Regions from separate parts of the Homo sapiens genome. Here region 2 is linked to region 1. Evidence: read pairs that join two places in POLR2A ChIA-PET (ENCODE). Cell type or tissue: A673. All regions are shown on one strand. Each heading gives the region's core, and the rest is flanking DNA. Links, peaks and the distances in the headings are about the cores only. Region 1 overlaps R3HDM2 (R3H domain containing 2). Region 2 overlaps R3HDM2 (R3H domain containing 2).

The links. ChIA-PET counts read pairs that join two places held together with the same protein. Peaks named below come from ENCODE experiments on the same cell type or tissue, not always from the same donor. Only the 100,000 strongest peaks of a DNase experiment are listed, where the experiment ranks them.
Region 2: POLR2A ChIA-PET joins it to region 1 with 15 read pairs; 6 of 35 experiments call an interaction of 5 or more read pairs at or near these places.

What each region holds. Positions count from the first base shown.
Region 1 is chr12:57,340,789-57,343,596 of GRCh38, reverse strand. All of the region lies in intron 2 of R3HDM2 (R3H domain containing 2), which reads left to right. Among named protein-coding and RNA genes, the nearest start is that of R3HDM2, 89 kb to the left of the region's middle. In A673, for the core only: no CTCF peak of the experiment used is centred there; a DNase peak (open chromatin) is centred at 1,086; H3K27ac peaks cover 1,577 bases.
Region 2 is chr12:57,278,538-57,281,345 of GRCh38, reverse strand. It overlaps R3HDM2 (R3H domain containing 2), which reads left to right. Exons shown (of 24, transcript NM_001394031.1): 14 at 816-988. Among named protein-coding and RNA genes, the nearest start is that of STAC3, 29 kb to the right of the region's middle. RefSeq lists an enhancer at 367-1,566. In A673, for the core only: no CTCF peak of the experiment used is centred there; DNase peaks (open chromatin) are centred at 635 and 985; H3K27ac peaks cover 497 bases.

The DNA of each region.
Region 1 (2,808 bases), core at 26-2,525:
CATTATTTTTTGCTGTTGCAGATCATGCACTGCCTGTAATGTTCATTACTTCCTGAGCAATAGAGATTATTACTATCCTTCCTTGGGCTCTTAAAAATTAAGATCCGAGGCTAGGCTCGGTGGCTCACGTCTGTAATCCCAGCATTTTGGGAGGCCAAGGCAGGCAGATCACCTGAGGTCGGGAGTTCGAGACCAGCCTGACCAGCCTGGAGAAACCCTGTCTCTACTAAAAATACAAAATTAGCTGGGCCTGGTGGCGCATGTCTGTAATCCTAGCTACTCGGGAGGCTGATGCAGGAGAACCGCTTGAACCGGGAGGCGGAGGTTGTGGTGAGCCAAGATCGCGCCATTGGACTCTAGCTTGGGCAACAAGAGTGAAACTCCGTCTCAAAAAAAAAAAAAAAAAAAAATTAAGACCCGAGGGTCATATCTAAGCTTGCCGTTCCAGAGCCATGTATACTTTCTCAAATAATTACTTTTCTTTCCTGGTCTCCTTTGTACCAATTTCTTTATTTTAATCTACTTATTGTCATCCCTGTACTTACACTCTCCATTACCATCCTTTTTCATCAGTTCTGTCAGTAAGATGCCTTCATGGTTTCCTTATTCCCTCATTTTATAGCCAAAGTATTTTTCCCTTCCTTTGGGGGCAAATAATAGGAAGAGGAATAGATAGCTACTGGTATCCTGTGCTGTCTGCCTTCTGCCCCAAAATGAAAAACAATTTTACTAAATATAGCTCGCTGGCAAGAAAATTCTCTATAACAAGGTTTGGTCTTAATTTTACATTTCTAAAGTCCAGCCCAGTAGCTTTTAGGCAAAGATCATATCCCTGACCTCAGTTATTTTGCAGGTGAGAAAAAGGTAAGGTAAATTTAAAGGTGAGCTTTTAATTCAATACATATTTCCAACTTGTTATTCACTAAAGAGACTATTTTGGTATTTCGACATATGTAGCAGAAAGGAGCTGCTGCTGTGTCTTTAAAAGCTATCCTCAGAGCAGTGTGGAGGCAGGCGTGCCACTGAAGTACTTGAATGAGAGCGAGAAGAGGAGGTGGGAGGGGGTGCTCTTACAGCCTCTGTGTGTGTGTGTGTGTGTGTCTGTGTGTGCCTGTGTCTGTGTCTGTGAGTGTATGTGCCAGTGTGACTGTTGGCAGAGCTCTGGATGATATCTCTCTGAACAGCTGGGCCATGGTCGGCTTCAGAGCTGCTTGTCAGAGCAGTTAGTTAGCTGGAGCTCCAGCAGCAAGGATCAGTATCATTTCATTCAAGGGTGAAGGGGGCGGGAGAGGGCTGTGGGTGGGGGAAGAGGCACAGGTTTCCCAGAAGGAATTTCTTCCGGCAAAATTCCGGCAGAACAGATCTTTACAATGAAGTCTCCATTAATAATGTGAGCTCGCTGTTGGTGTAAGTACAGATCCATCTGGGGTGAGTTTTGGATAATTTTCTTTTTTTATATAAAAGTCCTTGAACTCCACAGACTGGGTAGAAAGAAGCTATAAAGATATTTTTCTATCTTGGCTGATTTAACTGTATAGTACACACTAGGGAAATTAGAGAATTTTGAAGTGCTAAGTTTTGTGAAGGTGTTTTAGGCATTTTCATTTGCTGTTTTTTATCTTTAAAATATTATAAAAATTAGGTTTGCTAGAACTTTTACACTATTCAGATTTTACCTCTTCCATGACTATTTCAAGCAATGCTTCATTCAGATGCAGCTTATGAGAACAGTGGTGATTTCTGTTCTCTTTGGTGATGCTGTTGACGCACATTGCAGGAAGCAGGGATTCCCCTATAAATATCCTTCACTGTGTCATTACCCAGCTATCCGCACCTGGCTGGTGAATGTGCCTGTCTGTCCTATATCTTTACGTAACTATCCCCTAGTCTTTAAATGTGATAAGCCTTTGCTATGTCTGGGGAGATTTTTTGATTATGAACATCCTAGGAGGCATTTGTTAAAACCTTTTTACTAAAAAATGCCTTTTGATGTGTTGAGATTGTCACATGGATTTCTTCTGGGTTTATTTATTCTTATTTTGTATTACTTTTTCTTATAATTGGCTTGTTTTTATTTGCTGGCCTTGGCTTCTAAAGAGTGCAGAGATGGGATTCCCTCTACCTCCAGTGACGTAGTGATTTTGTTTGCAGTCTTTTTCTTCTGAGAGGGAGGGGACGGAGAGAAGGAAGAAGAAAAATCCATCTGAAGCGGTGCGTTCTTCCTTCTGTGACTTGATGTTGGTAACTGGGTGCCATTGAATAGAGCTGAAGCCAAAGTGGGATGTTTTAAAGGTGCTATAATTTTGTTTGTTTCCTTTTAAAATAGGGTCAGACCGAAGTCAGAATTGCTGAAGCAGGGTGCCTGAATTAACCCTATATGTCCTGCTGTTAATTTTACCTAATTACGTTTTCTAAATAAGGAAAGATAAAGAACTCATGAGCAGGTTTCTGGAACCAGGATCCATGAATAATTTTGGTTGAGTTTTGGATTTGGAATTTTTCTGCCTTATTTGCACAGACAGTTTGTACACTGTTTCTCAGACCTAAAAAATAGGTAGTTATGTAAAATTCCTTGACATTGTAGTTTAGAACAAAATTCTAATTTTGATGTATGTAGCTAAAGCGAAGCTTTAGGAAGAAATTGTTATATATACTCTTAGGTGTGAGCATAACAGCCCAACCCATTTTTTTTTTTTTTGGATTGAGTATCTGGGCTTCCAGTCGCTTTTCATGCAATTCCATTTTAATACCGCTGATTTCTAGAGGGCTGCAGAGGTCAGTTTGAAAAACTCAGTAAACTAGAGCCTA
Region 2 (2,808 bases), core at 38-2,537, 62 kb after region 1:
TAAAGGTTATGTGTATGCTTGAAGTTTTCTCAGCAACATTTTTTTTTTTTTTTTTTTTGAGACCGAGTCTCGCTCTTGTCGCCCAGGCTGGAGTGTCATGGCGCGATCTCAGCTCACTGCAACCTCTGCCTCCTGGGTTCAAGCGATTCTCCTGTCTCAGCCTCCCAGGTAGCTGGGATTACAGGCGCCCACCCTCAAGCTCGGATAATTTTTATATTTTCAGTAGAGACGGAGTTTCACTATGTTGGTTGGCCAGGCTGGTCTCAAACTCCTGACCTCAGGTGATCCACCCGCCTCAGCCTCGCAAAGTGCTGGGATTACAGGCATGAGCCACTGCGCCCGGCCCTCAGCAACTTTTATAAGAGATGTTGCAAATTGAGAAGAAAGCAAAGAGAAGACAGATCTCTCTCTCTCTAGCAAAAGGACGGATCTCTTAAGAGACCAAAAATCTGTGCCTTCCCAGGAAGTAAGCATTTATATTTTCAGCTATCTAAGTTTGATGGACAGATTCCAGACACTTCAGGGGAGGTGCTTCAGCAGCCTCACATTTTGTTCAATTTCATAACCAAACTTGACAGTCAAGGTGGTTCCTGTCCCTAGGGAGCAGAAGCCTGCAAAGAGGAGGACTGGCATCAGCAAGGCAGCTGAAATGCATCTGTGCTCATCTGTGAATCTTCAAAAGACAGTGGGGGAGGGGACAAAAGGGAATAAAGAGGAAAGGCAAAGAAAAAGTAGAGCCCTCTGACTAAGCTTCCAGGGATAATGTGTTCGTGGCTTATGCTTACAACTTTTTGTGGGTTTCTTCTTTGCCTTAGGTATGGCACTAGGTGCCCCAGAAGTGTGCAACCAGGTCACCTCATCCCAGTCTGTCCGGGGGCTTCTCCCTTGTACTGCCCAGCAGCAACAGCAGCAGCAGCAGCAGCAACTTCCTGCTCTCCCACCCACGCCTCAGCAACAGCCACCCTTGAATAATCACATGATCTCACAGGTGAGTCACCACTCAGTGTCAGAGTCCTCTCCACTCTGATTCAAGCAAACTTTAGATGTACCGTCATGTCTCTTGTGCTGTGGGTGGCAGGAAGGATCAGTTTTTGGAGACATGCCACTCTCTCCCCCATTTCTCATTTGTTAGTTGTAGGGAAAGAAGAACCTTGAGCAAAGGTTTTGCCAAATAACTACTGAGTCAGCTTGGGGGTTTTTTGCTTTATATTTCTTCCTCTGCTTCCTGAACATTGTCAGTAGAATCTTTTATTTCATACCACATTTCTACTGTACCCCATCTCCCTCTATGTCCATGTGTAATTAACAAGGCATTTTTTTCCATTACATCTATATATTGGAACTTGAAAAGATTATAACTTCCACCATCATCTGACCAACTATGTGGACCCATAAACACCTATTTATGTGTTGGGGTTTGCGGAAAAAAGAAATAACACTCAAGACCCCTTCCATACATATGCCACGAAACACAAAGACTCCAAATGTGTCTTTGTTTTCCATGACTCAAAAGGGCTGTATCCTTCTCCTTCTGTTGCTGGACTGGTAAATGTTGGTACCAACTAGAGTTTAAGTGAAGTTTTGCATCTGTGGAGACCAGGAAGGTCATTAGCCTAAGAATCAGTCCTGTTCTAAACCAGAACTTCAGTATTCTGTTTTATTTCTTTCTTTTAATTTTTAAAAAATGTATTGTTATTATTATTATTTTGAGATAGGGTCTTGCTTATGTTGCCTAGGCTGGTCTCAAACTTGTGGGCTCAAGTGATCCTCCCTCCTTGGCCTCCTAAAGTGCTGAGATTACAGGCATGAGCCACCATGCCTGGCCATTGTCATTAAGGTGACTATGTTTAAAAGTCACCTTAAGGCCAGGCATGGTTGCTCAAGCCTGTAATCCCAGCACTTTGGGAGGCTGAGGCGGGTGAATCACCTGAGGTCAGGAGTTCAAGACCAGCCTGCCCAACATGGTGAAACCCGGTCCCTACTAAAAATACAAAAATTAGCCACGTATGGTGGCGGGTGCCTGTAATCCCAGCTACTAGGGAGGCTGAGGCAGGAGAATCGCTTGAACCCATGAGGCGGAGGTTGCGGCGAGCCGAGATCGCGCCACTGCTCTCTAGCCTGGGCGACAGAGTAAGACCCTGTCTCAAAAAAAAAAAAAAAAAAAAAAGTCACCTTAATACTCCGAGCAGAGCTGTGCTGAGATCTTCACTTACTCCCTTCTCACACGAATAGAGCTCTTTTTGAGGAGAGCCCCATACTTTATCCTGAAGTATTCTCTGGTAGCTGGAAAGCCCATGTGTCTGCAGTCTTTTCTGCTGTAGTTTACATTCTCATGTTACCTCCCAGGCTCCCTCATCCCTCTGCTTATTAGTCCAGCTTGGCCTTAGATATATTTCTTCCCTAGGTGTAAGAAGCAAGTCCCAAACACTAATACCCCATGAACTAGAAACTAGAGTGCAAAGACCCCAGAATGGCCCAGTATTGCCCTATCTCAAATATTGTGAAATGAAGCTGAAACAAAGAACAGTGAAGATCTAGGAAATCCTACTTTGTGTCTAAATGTAATTTGCATGCAAGTCATTGCAGTCCTCTATCTTAGTCTAAGTCAGTTCTTTCTATAGTCCTAACTTTCTTGTTCTACCACCATCTACCCCAGTAAGTCTCGTTCACTTCAGTTTACCTTGCTCCCTACTGAAGCATAGTGTCCTTGTATGTGTACTTTTCTCTGTCTGTGTCTTAATTCAAACCTGTAAGTGGGTAAACTATGCTTCTCCTTCTGTCATCTGCTACCGTGTTTTTTATGTGTAT